Regions from separate parts of the Homo sapiens genome. Here region 1 is linked to region 2. The links are chromatin loops, found by intact Hi-C in ENCODE. Cell type or tissue: heart left ventricle. All regions are shown on one strand. Each heading gives the region's core, and the rest is flanking DNA. Links, peaks and the distances in the headings are about the cores only.

The links. Peaks named below come from ENCODE experiments on the same cell type or tissue, not always from the same donor. Only the 100,000 strongest peaks of a DNase experiment are listed, where the experiment ranks them.
Region 1: it touches region 2 in a loop (11-fold over the local background); 1 of 110 quality-filtered maps calls a loop at or near these places.

Annotation. Positions count from the first base shown.
Region 1 is chr7:35,760,793-35,771,923 of GRCh38, reverse strand. The region is part of intron 3 of SEPTIN7-DT (SEPTIN7 divergent transcript); the gene reads left to right. It also overlaps the pseudogene LOC442293. Among named protein-coding and RNA genes, the nearest start is that of SEPTIN7-DT, 34 kb to the left of the region's middle. In heart left ventricle, for the core only: no CTCF peak of the experiment used is centred there; no DNase peak of the experiment used is centred there.
Region 2 is chr7:35,819,641-35,830,771 of GRCh38, reverse strand. All of the region lies in intron 1 of SEPTIN7 (septin 7), which reads right to left. Among named protein-coding and RNA genes, the nearest start is that of SEPTIN7, 24 kb to the right of the region's middle. In heart left ventricle, for the core only: no CTCF peak of the experiment used is centred there; no DNase peak of the experiment used is centred there; H3K27ac peaks cover 1,064 bases.

The DNA of each region.
Region 1 (11,131 bases), core at 2,212-7,211, 58 kb after region 2:
TGAGTACCTTCTGTGTGCCAGGCACTGTTCAATGAACTTGTGAATAAAATATTAGTGGATAAAACAAAAACTTCTGTCCTGAGGACCCTATAACATAGCTTATTATTTTGCTTGATTATTGTTTTTTAAGTTTAAAAATGGGTTTAATTTTAAGTTAGTAAGTAAATAATAATACATATCATAGCAGTACAGGATACAGGTCAGAGATAGTATAGAGGAGAAATGAAGATGAATGCTACATCAAATTGCCTAAGGTTGAATCCTGGTTCTACCAGCTATTAGTTCTGTGACCTTGAATAAGTTGCTTACTTTTTTGCGCCTCATTTTCCTCCCTTGTCAAATATTGTGACAATTCACTACATGTTGATTGTTGTTGTTGATATTACTATTATTACATAGATTGTCAAAATCCTGAAATTTATATTCAAATGACTGAATTTGGGGAAATATTGGACTAGATTGTTTAAACAATTTTTTAAAACAATGCAGGGTCTGGGCTTACTTTCCTTCTTAGCATTTTATTTTGATATAATTTTAGACTTACAGAAAAGTTACAAAAATAGTACTAAGAATTCCCATGTACGCTTCACCCAGCTTCCCCTAATGTTTACATTTTATGTAACCATATTACAATTGTCAAAACTAGTAAATTAACATTGGTATAATACTATTATTAGTTAAACTACAGACTTTATTTGTATTGCCCTGGTTTTCCCAATATCATTTTTCTTTTCTAGGATCCAATTTGGGATCCCACATTGCATTTATTTGCTTATTTTTGGTTTTTCTTTTTTTAATTAATTAATTTATTTATTTATTTGAGATGGAGTCTCACTCTGTTGCACAGGCTGGAGTGCAGTTGTGTGATCTTGGCTCACTGCAACCTCTACCTCCTGGGTTCAAGCGATTCTCCTGCCTCCACCTCCCAAGTCGCTCGGATTACAGGCCCATGCCACCACGCCTGGCCAATTTTTGTATTTTTAGTAGAGATGGGGTTTCGCCATGTTAGCCAGGCTGGTCTCGAACCCCTGACCTCAAGTGGTCCTCCTGCCTTGGCCTCCCAAAGTGCTGGGATTACAGGCATGAGCCACTGCACCCGGCCCCACATTGCATTTAGTTGTTACGTCCTTTTAGTTGCCAACTATGTAGACTTTATGTAGACTCGGTGTCTCCTTGACATTCATGACCTTCACATTTTTGAAGAGTACTGGTCAGGTTTTTGTAGAATGTTCTTCAGTTTTTCTGTGTCTGATGTTTTCTCATGATTAAATCAAGTTTATGCATTTTTTGATAAGCATACACAGCAATGATGGGCCCTTCTCACAACATCATGATCGGGGGTTCATGATACTGATATGTCTTATTACAGTAATGCTAGTCTCCATCACTTGATTAAGGTGCTATTTGCCAGGTTTCTCCACTACAAAGTTACTATTTTTACCTTTATTATTAATAAATATCTTGGGGAAGATATGTTGAAATTGAAAATATCCTGTTTCTATTCCACTGATTTTAAGCATTCATTAATGGATCTTGCCTGCAACAAATATTAGTGTGGTGTTCTGTTTTTAATTTTCTATTTCCCTCATTTTTTCCATATTTATTAATTGGAATTTTATGTAGGCTGTCTCTTTTGTTCCATTAGTTTTTAAAAATGCAATTATTTGTTAATATCAATATGAATTCATAAATATTTATTATGTGGATTGTAATCCAATGCTATTGTTACTTACTTTTTGATCAAATTGCTTCAGCTTTGGCCACTGGGAGCTCTTTCTAGTTGGCCCCTATGTCTTCCTGACATGCCCCCATTATTTTTTTTAGCACTCCTTACTTTTTTGGCACCACATGATGCCTCAGACTCACCTTGTGTTTTCCCTGCCCCAGCCTCCACAAGCACTTCTCCAAAGAAGGTCTTAAATAAAGTAAAATTTTACAATATAAAAATTAAACAGGGCTGGGCATGGTGGCTCACACCTGTAATTCCAGCATTTTGGGAGGCCGAGGCTGGAGGATCACTTGAGGCCAGGAGTTCAAGATCAGCTTAGCCATTATGGCGAAACCCCATTTCTACTAAAAATACAAAAATTAGGCCGGGCACAGTGGCTCACGCCTGTAATCCCAGCACTTTGGGAGCCTGAGGTGGGTGGATCACCTGAAGTCAGGAGTTCAAGACCAACCTGGCCAACATGGTAAAACCTTGTCTTTATTAAAAATACAAAACTTAGCAGGGCATGGTGGTGTGATGTAAACCCAGCTACTCAGGAGGCTAAGGCAGGAGAATCGCTTAAACTTGAGAGGCAGAGGTTGGAGTGAACAGAGACTGTGCCACTGTACTCCAGTCTGGGCAACAGAGCGAGACTCCATCTCAAAAAACAAATAATAATAATAAATAAAAATAAAAATACAAAAATCAGCTGGTGGTCTAATTAGCTGTAATCCCAGCTACTCAGGAGGCTGAGGCAGGAGAATTGCTTGAACCTGGGAGGTGGAGGTTGCAGTAAGCCAAGATCGTGCCACTGCACTCCAGCCTGGGTGACACAGCAAGACTCTATCTCAAAGAAAAAAAAAGAAAAAAAGAAAAAAATTATACAGAAAAAAAATTAAGAATATGAAATTTAAATGTAAAACACTTTAGTTAAAAATTGTTTTAAAAACCAACACAAGGTTTAACATAGATGAAAGTGGCATATATTTTTTTCTTAGAATTTGACTGCTACTTGAATTATAGTTTTCCTCACAGTGCTAGGTTAACAGAATTAATCAGATGATCAAAACATTATATCATAGGGCAGTGGAGGGATGTTATATTTTGGGTAAATAATAATGTAATTCGCAGCATAAGAATTAAGGGCAGTCAATCTAGAGTCAGAATGGCTGGGCTCAAATCCTAATTCCACTACTTACTAGCTGTGTGACACCAAGCAAGTTACTTGACTTCTCCCAACCTCAATTTTCTAATGGGTAAAAATGAGGTTAATGACAGTACTTAAAAAGTTTAGGACGGGCGCGGTGGCTCACGCCTGTAATCTCAGCACTTTGGGAGGCCGAGGCGGGTGGATCACCTGAGGTCAGGAGTTCGAGACCACCCTGACCAATATGGTGAAATCCCATCTCTACTAAAAATACAAAAATTAGCTGGGTTCGGTGTCGCGCCCCTGTAATACCAGCTACTCGGGAGGCTGAGGCAGGAGAATCGCTTGAACCAGGAGCCGGAGGTCACAGTGAGCCGAGATCGCGCTATTGCACCAGCCTGGGCACCAAGAGCGAAACTCCTGCGAACATGGCCCTGCAAGCAGCACGGAGCATGCGGGCCGTGCTCTGCAGCCTGCGCGCGCTCTGGGCACCCGCCGTGCCCTGCCTGCCAAGGCCCTGGCAGCTGGGGGCGGGCGCCATCTGGACGCTGCTCACAGGACCCGTTCTGCTCTGGGTGTGTAAATTCACAGAGAAGCATGAATGGATAACAACAGAAAATGGTATTGGAACAGTGGGAATCAATAATTTTGCAAACGAAGCTTTGGGAGATGTTGTTTACTGTAGTCTGTCTGAAGTTGGGACAAAATTGAACAAACAAGATGAGTTTTGTGCTTTGGAAAGTGTGAAAGCTGCTAGTGAAATCTATTCTCTTTAATCAGGAGAAGTAACTGAAATTAATGAAGCTCTTGCAGAAAATCCAGGACTTGTCAACAAATCTTGTTGTGAAGATGGTTGGCTGATAAAGATGACACTGAGTAACTCTTCAGAACTGGATTAACTTATGAGTGAAGAAGTGTATGAGACATACATAAAATCTATTGAGGAGCGATAATGGAACCCCTAAATAAACTAGTATGAAATTATGCAACCCAGCAGAATTGTCTTAAATTAGCGGTGGTTAGAAGACTTAGAATAGCAACTTTTAGCATTACCGATGGGGAAAAAAAAACTACTGTTAACACTAATGAAAGAAAATGCCCTTTATCTTTCAAATGATTATAGACAAACATAATATTCTTCTATTTTATAATACTCTATGATTTTTAGACTAGGCTCTAGTATTCAGAATTCATTAAATTATCCATGGTAAAAACTAGTTATAAAAATTACATAATGTTTGCAGATGACATGATTGTATATTTAGAAAACCCCATCATCTCAGTCCAAAATGTCCTTAAGCTGATAAGCAACTTCAGCAAAGTCTCAGGATACAAAATCAATGTGCAAAAATCACAAGCATTCCTATACACCAATAATAGACAAGCAACCAAATCATGAGTGAACTCCCATTCACAAATGCTACAAAGAGATTAAAATATCTAAGAATACAACTTACAAAGGGAAGAACCTCTTTAAGGAGAACTACAAACCACTACTCAAGGAAATCAGAGAGGACACAAACAAATGGAAAAATATTCCATGCTCATGGATAGGAAGAATCAATGTCGTGAAAATGGTCATACTGCCCAAAGTAATTTATAGGTTCAATGCTATCCCCATCAAGCTACCATTGACTTTCTTCACAGAATTAGAAAAAAACTACTTTAAAGTTCATATGGGACCAAAAAAGAGCCCGTATAGCCAAGACAATCCTAAGCAAAAAGAACAAAGCTGGAGGCATCATGCTACCTGACTTCAAACTATACTACAATGCTACAGTAAAAAAAACAGCATGGTACTGGTACCAAACCAGATATATAGACCAATGGAACAGAACAGAGGCCTCAGAAATAACACTGCACATCTACTACCATCTGATCTTTGACAAGCCTGACAAAAACAAGAAATGGGGAAGGGATTCCCTATTTAATAAATGGTGCTGGGAAAACTGGCTAGCCGTATGCAGAAAACTGAAACTGGACCCTTCCTCACACCTTATACAAAATTTAACTCAAGATGGGTTAAAGATTTAAACGTAAGACCTAAAACCATAAAAACCCTAGAAAAAACTTAGGCAATACCATTCAGGACACAGGCATAGGCAAAGACTTTATGACTAAAACACCAAAAGCAATGGCAAGAGAGCCAAAATTGACAAATGGGATCTAATTAAACTAAAGAGCTTCTGCACAGCAAAAGAAACTATCATCAGAGTGAACAGGCAACCTACAGAATGGGAAAAAATATTTGCAATCTATCCATCTGACAAAGGGCTAATATCCAGAATCTACAAGGAACTTAAACAAATTTACAAGAAAAAACAACCCCATCAAAAAGTGGACACAGGATATGAACAGACACTTCTCAAAAGAAGACATGCAGCCAACAAACGTGAAAAAAAGCTCATCATCACTGGTTATTAAAGAAATGCAAATCAAAACCACAGTGAGATACCATCTCACACCAATTAGAATGGCAATCATTAAAAAGTCAGGAAACAACAGGTGCTGGAGAGGATGTGGAGAAATAGGAATGCTTTTACACTGTTGATGACAGTGTAAATTAGTTAAACCATTGTGGAAGGCAATGGATTCCTCAAGGATGTAGAACCAGAAATACCATTTGACCCAGCAATCCCATTACTGGTTATATACCCAAACGCTTATAAATCATTCTACTGTAAAGACACATGCACACGTATGTTTATTGCAGCACTGTTCACAATAGCAAAGACTTGGAACCAACCCAAATGCCCATCAATGATAGACTGGATAAAGAAAATGTGGCACATATACACCATGGAATGCTATGCAGCCATAAAAAAGGATGAGTTCATGTCCTTTGCAGTAACATGGATGAAGCTGGAAACCACATTCTCAGCAAACTAACACAGAACAGAAAACCAAACACCACATGTTCTCACTCGTAAGTGGGACTTTAAAAATGAGAACACATGGACACAGGGAGGGGAACATCACACAACAGGGTCTATCGTGCCATTGGGGGGCTAGGGGATGGATAGCATTAGGAGAAATACCTAATGTAGATGACGGGTTGATGGGTGCAGCAAACCACCATGGTACGTGTATACCTATGTAACAAACCTGCAAGTTCTGCACATGTATCCCAGAACTTAAAGTATATAAAAAATTACATAATTCAATGATAATGTTATTCTTAAGCCTTCTATAATGTTGTAACTTGTGTATATCTATACCTGGATTTGGGTTGAAACACTTAATGATCTTTCCGTTGGAAATAACTGGGAGCGAAGAAGTTTTTGTTGCTTGTACAGTGTCAGATGAAGAACAACACTATCTTAATTTTGCAATATACTGCATTTGCTGGTGCTATTTTTACACTGTGAAGCAACAGCTTTGCAGCAAAATAATAAAATACTTTTTTGTTAAAAAAATAGCAAAACTCCATCTCAAAAAAAAAAGTTTAGAAGAGTTTCTGGCACATAATGGTATAAAATATGACCACCAATTTACAGTGCTCTTTACATCTTATGAAGGACTTTCAATTATATTAGCTCATTTTATCACACAATAGCACTTAGTGTATTTATTACTATTTCAAACTTATAGATAAAGAAGCTGAGGCTCAGAAAGGTTAAGTGACTTTCTGAGATCTTACAGCTTAAAAGTGGGAAAGGGAAGGCTCAAACCCCAATCGTCTGGCTGCAAACTCTGGGTAGGAATGTAAGTACCAACTGTGGAGTAGAATATTAAACAATTAAAAAACTAATGTGACAAAATTTCAGGTTAACAAATTACCTAACAATTCATATAATAGTATCAGAACTTCAATGCAGGTCTTTAACTGACCTTCTTTTCTTAATCTGGTCTATGACATTAGCTTCAAAGAATGTCAAAAACACCTGGCTATATTTATGCAAATTTGTATACATGTGCTTTTTTTCCAGGAAAAGTGTTCATATGTTTCATCATGTTTTCTAAGGGGTTTATAAGCCCCAAGAAGTTAAGAACTTGGCTGGAATTCCTAATTCTCTGACAAGCTGCTTCGTTAGAGTGGTTATTATTTGGATGTTTATATTACTTTTAATGGTAGAAACTGCAATTACCTTTATACCAACCTAATATTTGAAGTGACAAATAGGGGACAATTCTCTTCTCGATGGGGAAATGGCTAAATTTTTAAAAATCTCTTTTTAAACTTTTTTTTTTTTTTTTTTGAGACGGAGCCTCACTCTGTTGCCCAGGCTGGGGTGCAATGGCGCAATCTTGGCTCACTGCAACCTCCACCTCCTGAGTTCAAGCGATTCTCCTGCCTCAGCTTCCTGAGTAGCTGGGACTACAGGCATCCACCACCGCACCCAGCTAATTTTTTGTATTTTAGTAGAGACAGGGTTTCACCATGTTGCCCAGGGCGGTCTTGAACTCCTGAGCTCAGGCAATCCACCCACCTCGGCCTCCCAAAGTGCTGGGATTACAGGCATGAGCTACCATGCCTGGCCTTTTTAAACTTTTTATCTTGGAATTTTCCAAAAATCACAAAAATTCAACTCTCATATAATACTCAGCTTCAAAAATGTTTAACATATAGCCAATCTTGCTTTATTAATAACTCCCAAAGATAAATGGATTTATTCCTGCATTATTTTAATAAAATCTAGCATCATTTCACTTTTTTTCTGACAATATTCAAGATTGTCATATGACTAAATCTAAATATAATTCCTATGCACCATAGAGAAGCAATTGTAAAGTCTATTATTCATTCAACAAAATTTTTGGGGTTACCTAATATTATACATTGCAAAGCACTAGAGGAGACGCAAGTATAAGTAAGATAAGATTTTCACTAACCTTAAGTAATTAAAATACGACATCATAAAACACCTTTTAGAGTTCTAGATTTCAGCCTTTAGATGCCTTTAAAATTGCTCAAGGCCAAAAATTAGTATTCATCCTTGATTTTTCACCTTCTCTCAGCAACCCCTCTTGCCTATCAAATTCATCAGCAAGTCCAATCAGCTGCATCTCCAAAACGTATACTAAGTTTCTCCATTTCTTTTCATCTCAATTGCTGTTCTCTTAATCCTAGCCTCCACTAGCTTTCTGCTGGGCTACTGAAGAGTCTTCTAACTGGCTTATGTATTTCTACTCTTGTCTATTTTCCATTGTCTGCCCAGGGAGATATGAACAAAAACATTGAAAACAACATAAATGCCCTTCAACCAAGGAATGGAGAAATCACGACATGTTAATCCAAGAAAATGCTAAGTAGTTGCTAAGGATTAATGAGCATGGATAAATCTCAGCAACATAATACTGAAGGTAAAAAAGCAAGTACAGAAGAATATGCACAGTATGGTACCATTCATATAAAGTTTAAAAACATGCAAGGCAGTGCTACATATTGTTTATAGATATGTATGAGTATGTGTGGTAAAAGCACAAAAACATGCAAGAAAATTACAAGCATAAAGTTTAGAATGGCAGTTACCTTTAAAGAGGGAGGAGAATAGGACTGAAAAGAGTACCATGGGGATTTTAACTGAATCTGATTTCTTAAGGTATCCCTTTTCTTGTTGTCTGTAAGTTCTTAGATGCCTGAAAAATTTTATAATTAAAATAAAATCAGATCAGATATTTTTATTTTAATTATAATATATAAATCAGATAAACATTACTCACTCATATAAATTCTTCAATGGCTTTTCATTGTTCGTAAAAAGTCCCAACCTGTTAGCAAGGTACAACAGGTCCCATGTGATCTGGTCCCTGCCTGCCTTTCCAAGCTCATCTTTTTCCCTCTCCTCATTAATTATCACCTTGCTGCCTTTTTTTCTGTTCCTTGAAGAAGTCAAGCCTGTTACTGCCTCAGGAACTTTGCACTGGTTCTTGCCTCTTCTCCAGATCATTCCCCAGTATATTCACTTATTTGCTTCTTGCTCTTCAGGTCTCAGCTCAGACAAGCCTTTCCTTGACCATCCTATTTAAAATAGTCCCCACCTTTTCTGTCTTTCTCTACACATCACTCTTTCATCCCCTTCACAGCACTAATTACCCTTGAAGAACTCTTGTTTATTTATTTATTAGCTGACGTCTCGTACTAGCATGTGAGCTCCTTATCTGTCTTTCCCACTGCTATATCTCTGGCAATTACAACAGTGCTTCATGCATGGGAAGCCCTCAATAAACATTTGTGGAACGAGTGAATTTATTCTTATTCTGAATAACCAGAAAAACCTAGACTTTTTTGGTGAAGAAATAGAAGCTAGAAATCTAAATCATAATACTTTTGGTGGGGGGTGGGAGGGGGTGTTGTTTTCCAAATGTGTCAACATTTCTTTACCATGATCCATATCAAAGGATTATAAATCCAATTTGTATTTGATGATAGAGACTGATATTTGGCTCCTTTTCATTGTCTTTAATATGGACTGTAAAATTGGGTGATTTGATTAGTTTGTGTGTACTTAAATGTACTGCTGTGTGTCTACTGTTGAACCATGTTGCACTATCTTCTACTTTTTCTAAAATAAATCTGGAAACAAGTAAACCATCAGTTCCCTCCTAAAATATGAGTCATATTAAAGGCATCCTGACATATTTCTACTTGTTCTAAGTAGAACTCTGAATAATTATTGATACTGTAGAATGTTCTTAAAACATACCATCCTTAGTGAACTCAACTTTGGTCTTTTATAGATAATGGAGATATTTTTGTTAGGAATGTCCCCTTGATTAGCAATCATTTCTCTAAGGACAAGTTCTGCCTTGTTGAGGCTGCCCTGAGATAACCCAGGCTTGTGATGCATGGCTAACAATTAATTTTCCTTTGGAAGTTACTTCAAACCTTTATTTTTCAAATTCACAATTGAATCTATGCTGCACATTTCTCGAGTTCATCACTTAATTCAATAGCAATTCAAAAAATCTTCCAAGGTTTATAAATTTGATCTTTAGGTTAAAGATAAACATGTATGCTTTCCTTCTTTCTGGCTAGGCCTAGCTTGCAAGCTGAGAAACAGAGCATATGTCTTACATTAGTGAATCTTATCAGGCTCTGAAGATGTACTCCCATTTCCTGTTCATACCATGCTTACGTGCTATGGAGCTAAATTGTAATCATAGCTGCGACGCTATTTTTAAAATGTTGTTACAATTTTGAGTTCCTGGCTGCCTTTTAGAACCATGATCATACTGCCACTTTCTCCCCAAAGGTGCTATTTTACAGCATTTGAGTGACTGAGTTAAGAAATATCTTTATGCTTGCATTTTTTCTGGAAACGAATAAACCTTGCTACCTGGCTGGGAAATTTCATTGGTGTTTATTTATTTATTTTTAAAGATGAGGTCTCACTATATTGCCCAGGCTGGTCCTCAACTCCTGGACTCAAGCAATCTTCCCACCTTGGCCTCTCAAAGTGCTGGGATTACAGGTGTGAGGCATTATGCCTGGCCCTAGGAAGGGAAGTTTATTTGGTAAATGAGATATGTAAGAAGTTTCTTTGGAAACTGAATGAAGTGATTTGATGTCTAAATGGCATTTTCTTATTTAACAGAGAGGCAGGAGGAAAAAAAAATCCAACAAACTAATGAAAAAATAACGTTCTTGTTTTAGGATTAAATGACATGTCATTTTAAATCAAGTAAAGCAATCTAGGCATGGTGGCTCACACCAGTAATCCCAGCACTTTGGGAGGCCAAGGCAGGAAGATTGCTTGAGCCCAGGAGTTCAAGACCAGCCTGGGCAACATAGGGAGACCCTGTCTCTACAAAAAAAATACAAAAATTGGCCAAGCCTAGTGGCACACACCTGTGATCCCAGCTATTTGGAAGGCTGAGGTGGGAGGATTGCTTGAGCCTAGGAGGTAGAGGCTGCAGTCAGCCATGATCATGCCACTGCACTTCAGCCTGGGTAACAGAGCATGACCCTGTCTCAAAAATAAAAATAAAAAAATCAAGTAAAGCAGAGATTTAGCATTTATCAGTTACCGATTTAATCTGGAAAAAGAATAGCTTGCAAAATGCAGTTTGGTTGTTCATTGTTGGTGGGAGTTGCTGTTGATTGGTTTTTGTTTGCTTGCTCACAGTACCTGGCTTGGCTGCTTACAACTATTAAATTAGCTAGATAATCCTGTGCTGTGTAAGTACAGCCATAATCTATTATTGGTTTTCATATGCAAAAATTTGGGAATAGATAATGTTCAGAAGGGCCCTCCTTCTGATTTCATAATTTGATTTAGAGATTGAATGCTCAAAGAGGAGAGAGAAGAGATTGAAGTCAGATTTAGAAAAGA
Region 2 (11,131 bases), core at 2,920-7,919:
TGGCCAAACTGTGAAAAGTGTGCATTTTTATACTGATACAAATCTATGAGTTATATCACAACCCACTTCAAACAACTGGAGTCCGTTTTATAGTTAAGGTAATTAAATGTAATAAACAAAACCCCAGTTTTAAAGTTAATTACAAAATTATTCCATGACAAAATCATCCAATGACTTCCGAACTTCCTCAAAAGTAAAAGCCGAAGTCCCAATGATGGCCTACAGTGTTTCTCTACCTTAGCAGCATCTTAGAATCACTTGGGGGAGCTTTTATAAAATCCTAATGTCTCAGCTGCACCTCCAGATCAATTACATTAATCTCTGCAAGCGAAACCCATCCATCAGTATTTTTTAAAGCTCCTCAAGTAGTTCCAATGTGTACCAATGAAAGCCACTAGCCAACAAAGCCTAGCAAGATCTGGCTCTACTCTTACTTCTGGCCTCATCTCCTGCTACACTTCCTCCCCTTGCTCACTTCACTTTCCCCAACACTGAATCCCTAACTACCCCCCAAACATACAGTGCATACTATCACTTCATGGCTTTTGCACTTGTTGCTTTTTTTATTTGGAATAGTTTTTTTTTTTTTGAGACAGAATTTCACTGTGTTGCCCAGGCTGGGGGGCAGTGGCGCGATCTCGGCTCACTGCAACCTCTTTCCGAGGTTCAAGCAATTCCCTGCCTCAGCCTCCCAAGTAGCTGGGATTACAGGCATGTGCCACCACACCCGGCTAATTTTTGTATTTTTAGTAGAGATGGGGTTTCACCATCTTGGCCAGGCTGGTCTTGAACTCCTGACCTCATGATCCACCCGCCTTGGCCTCCCAAAGTGCTGGGATTACAGGCGTAAGCCACCGAGCCCAGCCACAGATTATTTTTATTACTCAAATGTCACCTTCAAAAAGGCCTGCCCTAATCACCTTATTTAAAATTACGACCCCACTCCTCACCTTAGCACTTTGCTGCCTGCTGTATGCTTCTTCTTAGCTCTTGCCATTATCCAACACACATTTTACCCAACTTGTTTACTGTGACCTCCACCCTGCCCGCAATGTAAGCTCCATCAACGCAGAGATTGAATGAATTACATAAATGGTACATCAAAAAAGGAAGCTACTGAGAGCAAGTTGCACCAGTAGTTTCAAAGAATACAGTATTTTAGACTGCACCTTGAAGGAACTCATCAGATAAGAGGTATAACAAAAATGACTCAGGGTCTGCCCTTGTCTCTTATTCACTGCTTTATCCTTAGCAACAAGAACAGTCTTTGGCACACAGTATTATTTTAAAATTGTGGAAAGCGGGAAACCATTCCAGGCAAAGGGGTAGGCCCTAAAGTGGGGATGAACTTGGTATTTCCAAGAGTAAAAAGAAAGCCGAGACAGGTGGATTGCCTGAGGTCAGGAGTTTGAGACCAGCCTGGGCAACATGGTGAAACCCCGTCTCTACTAAAAAATACAAAAAATTAGCCGGGACTGACAATGTGTGCCTGTAATCCCAGCCATTCGGGAGGCTGAGGCAGGAGAATGGCCTGAACCTGCCTAGGGGGTGGAAGCTGCAGTGAGCCGAGATCGTGCCATTGCACTCCTGCCTGGATGACAGAGCGAGACTCCGTCTCCAAAAAAAAAAAAAAAAAAAAAAAAGAAGGTCCATGAACTATAATGAAGTGAAGTAGTGGACAAGGGGATGAGTGATAGGAAATGAGGTCAGGGAGGCAAGCAGGGGCCTGATCATTTGGGACTCAGCCAAAGTAGGAAGTATATGGATGTTATTTTAGGCATGATAGGAAGACACTAGAGAGTTTTTCATAGGCAAGTGACCTGATTACTGTTTTAAAGATAGCTCTCAGCCATCCAGAGCGGTTCATGCTTGTAATTCCAAACTTTGGGAGGCCAAGGCGAGAGGATTGCTTTAGCCCAGGAGGTTGAGGCTTCAGTGAGCTGTGATCATGCCACTACACTCCAGCCTGGACAACAGAGTGAGAAATTTCATGGTTGGTTGGTGCTGAAAATATAGATTTAGGAATCATCGCCATGCAGATACTATTGAAACAGGATTGGATTCCCAAAGACAGACTATAGATAAACAGGAGGTCGGCAGGGCACGGTGGCTCATGCCTGTAATCCTAGCACTTTGGGAGACCAAGGCGGGTGGATCACAAGGTCAGGAGATCGAGAACATCTTGGCCAACATGGTGAAACCCCATCTCTACTAAAAATACAAAAATGGGCCGGACTTGGTGGCATGTGCCTGTAGCAGTCCCAGCTACTTGGGATGCTGAGGCACAAGAATCGCTTGAACCTGGGAGGCAGAGGTTGCAGTGAGCTGAGATCGTGCCACTGCACTCCAGCCTGGGCAACAAGAGAGAAACTCCAGTCTCAAAAAAAAGAAGAAGGGGGTCGAGGCAAAGCCCTGGAGCAGAGAAAGATCAGTCAGTGGAGACAGGAAGAAAACCAAGATCATCTCAGGGATGGAGGATTCACTTAACTATGCTGAATGCTACAGAGAAAGATACCATTACAGAAACAGACATACTGATAAAATTTGGAAATAAGGTCACTGGTAACTTAAAAAATAAGAGCAGTCTCAGTAACATGGTGACAAAGAAGAGTAACTAGGATGATTTACAGTAGACAATTATTTGCATGTAATTATTATAATAAATATTTTTTAAAATAAAATTATTTTAAACATTTTGTCAGTTCCCCCATATGACTGATTTCCCAGAGGGAGAGAACCATGTCATATTCATCTCTATGTTCTTAGCAAAGTGCTGACACACAGTAGATATTTTAAAAATCTGAATGACTACTCTTTCAGGAAAACATCTTCTGAGGAAGAAACTCTGTACAAAGATAAAACATGGGTTTGGCTAAAAACATATCATCCCAAAATTCGTATAGAAGTGTCCTATCAGATACAAAAATATGGCTCTGAAGCTACCTAGCACAAATACTATTTAGAAAATATACTAATAATTTGGCCAGGCATAATGGCTCCAGCCTGTAATCCTAGCATTTTGGGAGACCGAGGCAGGCAGGTCTCTTGAAGTCAGGAGTTCGAGACCTGCCTGGCCAACATGGTGAAACCCTGTCTCTACTAAAAATACATAAATTAGCTGGGCATAGTGGCGCACACCTGTAGTCCCAGCTACTCTGGAGGCTGAGGCAGGAGAATCACTTGAACCTGGGAGGCAAAGGTTGCAGTGAGTGGAGATCGCGCCACTGCACTCCAACCTGGATGACAGAGCAAGACTCTGTCTCAAAAAAAATAAAAAATTTAATACTGGTCGATTAAAACATATAGACTTGTCATATCTCATAAGAATTTTTCCATACCCTAAATTCTAAAATCAACCATAGTCTGTAATTCAAAAGACTTAACCACCCACTGATTCTTTTCCTGCACAAATGTTCACAGTGCCAGTGTGAAATATCTCGGGATAAGGAACATTATTTATAGATGTGAGTGATACAATTGTGGCATTTATAAGTATGTATAAATAAAAGCATATTCACCCAAGCTTCTACAAAAATACCCCTAGGTCTTTAAAGTATTCCTTGATTTCAAACATTAGTCATTTAAGAAGAAACATTTATCAAATAATCTTTTCTAAAAGCGTATCTGCTAGATATGCTTTACAAAATCTTTTAGATGTTAAATCTGTATGTTAAAAGCATAGTTAAGAAAAATCAAACTACGGTAACTCCACTGTTTGATGGAAAAATCAACTTAAATACAATATCCGGTAACTTAGTTCTAACCTTCCTTCTAAGGTTACATTAGTTCAGCACAAATATATTCAAGTAACAGCACGCTTCAAACAAGTTCTAATAGATAGATTACTGAAATTCTTTAAGAATTCTTTACGTTCTCTTGCCATTTGTTCCTATTCCAAAGTTACCCAAATCTTGCTATCTAAAATGCCATTACCATTTTTAAAACTCTGAATACTAATTTTCAACAAATTTTCCAGTAGATAAAAATTTTCCAATAGGAAAAAGCAGCAACTTATTTTGAAAACTATTAAATATGCTTTTTAGTAACAAAAAATTGATCAAGGGGAGTTTGTAACAGAATGGATGCCTAATAAAAATCAGAATTTGAGAAAAACAACCCTAGAAGGAACTACAAACCTTCAACTTCCCAATATCATTACAAAATGAGATGTTTAATAAAAAACTAAAATGACTAGGGATTATAATGCGCACCTCAAATTACCTTAACACACCCAAATTCTATTTGCAGTTTAAACATCAAGCTACAAAAATCCAAGGTTTACATTAGTAACTTTGTATTTCAAAAATAGCCATTGATCTTTTCTAAATAACTCCAATCTGCCTCCCTTTGGATTTTAAAAAATATATATATATATAAATATACATATATATAGCATATTGTTTTACACACTGACGAAGTATGTTTCTCCTAAAGTGTAAGTAATTCTAAATATGAAAAACAACCACAGACTACAAAAGGAAAAGATATTAATGCAGAAGTTTACTTCTCAACTCCTTAGTATTCCTAACAAAAGCCTTATATCATACACAGATATGTGTCTGGTACTTGCTTAGTCAAATTCCTACCATCTCTCATACAGCCTAAGGGAAAAGTTAAAGAAATTCATTTGCCATTTAAATGTTTTAAATATTTTAAGTATAACTGGTCTAAAAATGCCTAGATTCTAGATTTAATATAATATGAAAACTAAAATATTACAAGATTACATAGGCATGTCCTAAATATCAGTTTTTATGTTCCTCATCCCTCAACTATTTTAAAGGTTCATAACCTATTTAGCATGCCCCCAGCTCTCCTCTTTTTACTGATATGAACAACTGGGTACTGACAGAACCAACTTTTATTTTCTTAATCCTATTCTGGATTCTCAGTTAATCTGTTAAAAAGATTCTAATATTTAACTCTATAAATACATACAAGAATGAGATAACTTAAAATTTAAATCAATTTTTCTTTGCTCTGAACTTAGAGTTCAGATCTTAACTTCCTAGACTTACCTCATTCCTTCACTCATTCATTCAACATACTTACAATATGCCAAGCATATATGTGTGTTCTAGTAAACAGGAATATAAAAGCTAATAAAAACAAGATCCCTGCTCAAGAAGCTAAGAATCTAATAGGGAGGTGAGATAAGCTAGAGGACAATTAAAATAATTCAGTGATAAATGCCCTGATACAGGAAAGCACAGAAGGATATATAAGAGCAAACAAGGAAGGGTGTTTCATCCTATCCTGGGATCAGATCCTTTAGATACTGAAGGACTGACTAGTAGACCTTAATTTGATGACAGATGAGGGTGGGAGCTGGAGAATATGGGTCTCAGTCAGTTGAGTTATTAACTGCAAAGGCCCAAAAGCAAGAAGAGCGTATGGTTCCTTATAGGAACTACAAACAGTTCAATACAACTCATTTTTAGGATCAAGGAACTATAGCTTAGGAAAGTTAAGCAAAAGTCAGATGAGGAAGGACTTTGTTGGCCATACTTAGGAACTTAGACTTCATCTTGAAAGCTTAGGAAGAACACTAAAGATACAAAGAGGAATGCACAATCACATGAATTCACATGCAGAGTCACATTCATACTTTAGAAAATTACTACTGACAAGAATATTGATGATGAACTGGAGGAGAAAATGGTAGTAATCCCCAAGAGCTGCTCCAGCTGCTCAGGGGAAAAATAAAGGCTTGAACCAAGATAGAGGTAGTAAGGATAAAGAGAAATATAGGTTAGAACTCTACTAGCCATTAAGGTAGCCACTAGCTACATGTGGCTACTGAGTACTCGAAATGTAGCTAGTCTGAATTAAGATGTGCTGTAAGTGTAAAATATCATATTTTAAAGACTTAGTATAAGAATCAAAAATATCTTATTAATAATTTTATACTGATTGCATGTTGAAATAAAATTTTAGATATCCCAATTACATAAAATATAAAACTAAAGTTAGTTTCACCTGTTTACTTTTTAAATGTGGTTATTATGAAAGCTTAATTACATATGTGGCTTGCATCAAATTGCTATTGGACAATGCTAGGTTAGATATTAAAGACATGAAATGACAGATCTCTGTAACTAACTTGTAGAAGGGTGATAAAATTCAGATTTCTTAATTTGGGCTTGAGCAATTAAGATGAATGGTGAGTACCAACTGTTAAAAGTAGAAATCATCTGAGTTAAGGTGGACTTTGGGAAGACAATGTCTAGTAGGCAGTTGTATATATAAAGGTTAGAAATGCTAGAAACATCTAGGTTAGACAGATAATGAATATCTTAAGTAATCAACATTTAAATGGTATCAAGGCCATGGATATGAATCCAAATACAGCATACAGAGTAGGAAGCAGGCCAAGAAGCAACACCAACATCCCATCATAATCACCTAAACAAACCTAGGAAAAGCTGAGAGAAAAGAAGAATCAAAGAGTTCCCAGAAGCATTTCAAAGGAGGTCAACTGTAGCAGCCCCCTCAAGAAGTGGTTAACTATACCAAATGCTCTGGATTGGTCAATCTAAGGATACAGAAAAATCTACTTATTGTCATTGGAAACCACTCTCAAAGCTGTATCAATGGAAAGATAGGGGAAGAAGGCAGACTGGAAATAAATAAGCAGAAAAAAAAACTACAGGAGGTGAGTATAAGCAATTTTTTTTAATGCTTATCTTTGAAGAGAAGAACAACAGGATAGCAGCCAGAAAATACAAGGTCAAGAGTTTTAAGCACTTAAAAAAAAAAAAAGGCAGATGGTTCTATTTGTGTGAATGCTAATAGAAAACACCAAGTAGCAGACAAAGTTAAGTAAGGACACAGATAACATTTATGGAATGAAGGACAGGATTTTCCCTAAGTACCAGATATAAAACAACTTGAAAATCCCAAAAAAAAAGAGAAGAGAAGTAGGGGATTTTAAGAAGTAAAGATGTGAAACAGCAACCATAAGAATAGAGAGAGAGACTAGGAATACGTAACAGCCATCCAAGCAATTTTGTCCACCTGGTTAAGGCTGAAGACCATAAATCTTTGACTGTATCCCTGAAGCCATGTGATCTTTTCCTCCAGTAGCAATCCATAACTTGAGTACAATAAAATTGGCTGTAGGAGTCATTTGAAACTTGCTTTGCAGGAAGGGTACACAAAAGTACAAGACCAAGAGAGATGACAAATACAGATGAAGTAATTCAGTGAATGAAAATGGAGAGGATCAAGGATGGAAGGCAGGAAGTAAAGAAGACAGTAAAAAAATAAGTTGCTGGGCACGGTGGCTCATGCCTGTAATCCCAGTACTTTGGGAGGCTGAGGCGGGCAGATCACCTGAGGTCAGGAGTTCAAGATCAGCCTGACCAACATAGAGAAACCCCATCTCTACTAAAAATACAAAATTAGCCAGGCGTGGTGATGCATGCCTGAAATCCCAGCTACTTGGGAGGCTGAAGCAGGAGAATCCCTTGAACCTGGGAGGTGGAGATTGCAGTGAGCCAAGATCACGCTATTGTACTCCAGCCTGGGCAACAAGAGCGAAACTCTGTCTCGAAAAAATAAATAAATACATGTAAGTTATGGTTAAAATGGACTATACAATTAAGATTTTAGAAGTGGAACATAAGTTGCAGATGATAGCCCCACAGGGTTATTATTTCTTTTTTTAATATTTTACTTTTAAATATTTTTTCTTCCCACCCATTCCTCCATAGGGCTATTAAAAGGATGGCTCTCAGATGAGACAGAGAGAGAAAAAAAAGGATGGCTCAAGCACAGTCAAGAAACTGAAGCTAACTTACTGAAAGTGTCTTACACATGGGCCAAAAATGTCCCAGAATGATGATGGAGCTTGGAGCAGAAAGAAAAATTGAGTGTTAGATGTCATCTTTAATATTAGAACAAAACAGGGGTGTGGTAGCTGAAAATTTTAAGAAGGGGTAGAAAACATTGCTGCTAAACAGTAAAACTGTAAGGAAGCAGGGTTCTTTTTGAAGGAGAATGGCCTAGAATCTAGACCAGTGTTGTATCATGGAAATATTAGGTAACCACATATGCAATTATAAATATCCCAGTAGAGGGGTCCCCAACTTCCAGGCCATGGACTGGTAGCGGTCTGTGGCCTGTTAGGAACTGGGCCGCACAAGAGGAGGTAAGTGGCGGGCAAGCAACTGAAGCTTTATCTGTATCTCCAGCCTCTCGTATTACCGCCTGAGCTCTGGCACCTGTCAGATCAGCGGCAGCATTAGATTCTCATTGGAGAGTGAACCCTATTGTGAACTGTTCATTCAAGGGATCTAGGTTGCGCAGTCCTTATGAGAATCTAATGCCTGATGATCTGTCACTGTCTCCCATCACCTCTAGATAGAACCTCATCTCTTAAAAAAAGAAAAAAATAAAATAAGTATTAGGCTGAGTGTGGTGGCTCACTCCTGTAATCCTAGCACTTTGGGAGTCCGAGGCGGGTGGACTGCCTGAGCTCAGGAGTTCAAGACCACCCTGGGCAACATGGTGAAATCCTGTCTCTACTAAAATACAAAAAATTAGCCAGGTAGTCCCAGCTCCTCAGGAAGCTGAGGCACGAGAATTGCTTGAACCTGGGAGGCAGAGGATGCAGTGAGCCAGGATGGTGCTACAGCACTCCAGCCTGGGCGACAGAGCGAGACTCTGTCTCCAAAAGTTAAAAAAATAAAATGAGGCCAGGTGTGGTGGCTCACGCCTGTAATCCCAGCACTTTGGGAGGCCAAGGCGGGTGGATCATCTGAGGTCGGTCAGGAGTTCGAGACCAGCCTTGCCAACATAGTGAAACCCCGTCTCTACTAAAAACACAAAAATTAGCCAGGCATGCACCTGTAATCGCAGCTACTCAGGAGGCTGAGGCAGGAGAATCATCTGAACCCCGGAGGTGGATGTTGCAGTGAGCTAAGATCGTGCCACTGCACTCCAGCCTGTATGACAGAGTGAGACTCCATTTCAAAATAAAAATAAAAATAATAAAGTGAGTACTAGTGCCCAGTACTGGGTGATGATGTGGAAAAAGAGACACTCTCCTACATGACTTTTGGAATATAAACTTAAACCACTTACTTAAAGGGCAATTTAACCATGTGGACCAAAAACTGAAGTTTTTATTGTCTTAAATTCAACAAATTCCACTTCCAGAAATGGATAGTCTTGAGAATCATACATGATTAAGATAAAAGAATATTCAACAAAGCACTGCTCATAATAGTAAAAAATTGTAACAATTTTTGATGAGTTCTAAAGACAAGTGAAACTAAAATTGTATTACAGTACCTCCATGTATTAAAATACCAGGCAGCCATTAAAAGTAAGGTTTTAGAAAAATATGCATGGACAGATAATGATATATTGACTAGAAAAACATTCTTAAACACTTGTCACAGGAGAACATCAAAGAAATTGGTGGAGTAAATACTTCAGAAAATTCTGCTTCATTAAAAGCAAGGAGAAAACTGACACAAACTGTTCAAATCAACTTAACTTAAAATTCTGGAAATTAACTAAAAGCTTGCAGGAATCCAGGTAATGCTGATTCAAGACAAGGGGCTGAGCCTTGGTAAAAACAGCAGCTCTTGCATTTTAACTTGCCCATTGTCATCTCTCTACCTCTACAGTAGCCTTGAAAACCATCAGCACACAATCACAGTAAAAACCAGCAGCCTAGTGGCAACTGGAAAAAAACAGAACAATCATGGAATGCTTTCAAAGCCTCACTCTCAAACTGCTGTCATTATTTGATGTGTCTGGTAGTCCCTAAAGGCCCACTCACAAGTGACCACTAAGATAACCAAGCAGAGATTTCAGTGACAACATATGGCAAAAATTAACTTCACAGAATTAGTTCGAAAAGGAACTAAGCAAATAACAAAAAGCAACAACAATAAACCCTGCAGAGAAGGGAGAATCTGATTTCCAGAGCTGCCACACTGTATTATTTGAAATATTTAAAATGTCTAGTATTCAAGAGAAAAGTATGAGCCTTGCAAAAAAAACTCAAAACTGCATGGCCCATGTACAGGGGAAAAAAGCAACAGTCCCTGAGAAAGCCCAGACATTAAACAAATACTTTAAACCTGCTATTTTAGATATGTTCAAAGAACTAAAGAAAAGTCTAATAAACTGTCAAGTATGAAAACAATGTTCATCAAATAGATAATATCAAAAAAGATAATTTTTTAAAAATTCTGGAGTTAAAAAATATAATAAATAAAAGTATTCACTAGAGAAGCTCAACGAAGGATTGCAGCTTGCAGAAAAAAGAATCACCAAACCTGAAAATGGGTTAAATAACATTAACCAATTTAAGTAAAGAAAGAAAAATGAACAGAGCCAGAGACCTACAGAACAAAATCAAACATGAAGTAAGGGAGGGAAGGAGAAAAGGGGTGGGTTTAGGAAGGAAGGGGCAGAATGTATATTTGAAGAAACAGAACTGAAAACTTCCCAAATTTGAAGAAAAACATTAGTATCAACATCAAAGCTCAACAAACTGAATAAGATAAAATCAAAGAGACCCACACATAACCAAACTGTTAAAAACCAAAAACAGAGAATCTTGAAAGCAGCTTATGAGAAGCAACTATATGTATAAGAGACTGTAAATAAGAATAGCTGACATCCTATCAGAAACCATGGAGGCCCGAAAGCAAAAGGATAACATATTTCGAATGTTGAAAGAAAAAGACTGTCAACCAAGTGAGCTATGATGGTGCCACTGCACTCCAGCCTGAGTGAGAGTGAGACCCTGTCTCAAAAAAAAAAAAAAGACAAGATGTAGAAAACAGCAAAATTACAGGTGTAAATCATATCACTACTTAGATTAAATGTAACTAATGTATTTTGCTGTTTCAGGTATAATAGGACTCCAATCAAAAGGTAAAGAATGGCTATGTGGATTTTTAAAAGTAAGATCCAACTATGTGGTGCCCACATGAGACATGTTTCAGAATCACAAACACAAACAGATTGAAAAAAAAGGACAGAAAACAAGAGAGAGCTGAAGTAGCTACACTAATATCAGAAAACACAGACTTAAAAGACATATTGTTACCACAAAGAAGGATATTTTATACTGACTGAAGGACCAATCCATTGAGAAGATAGAACA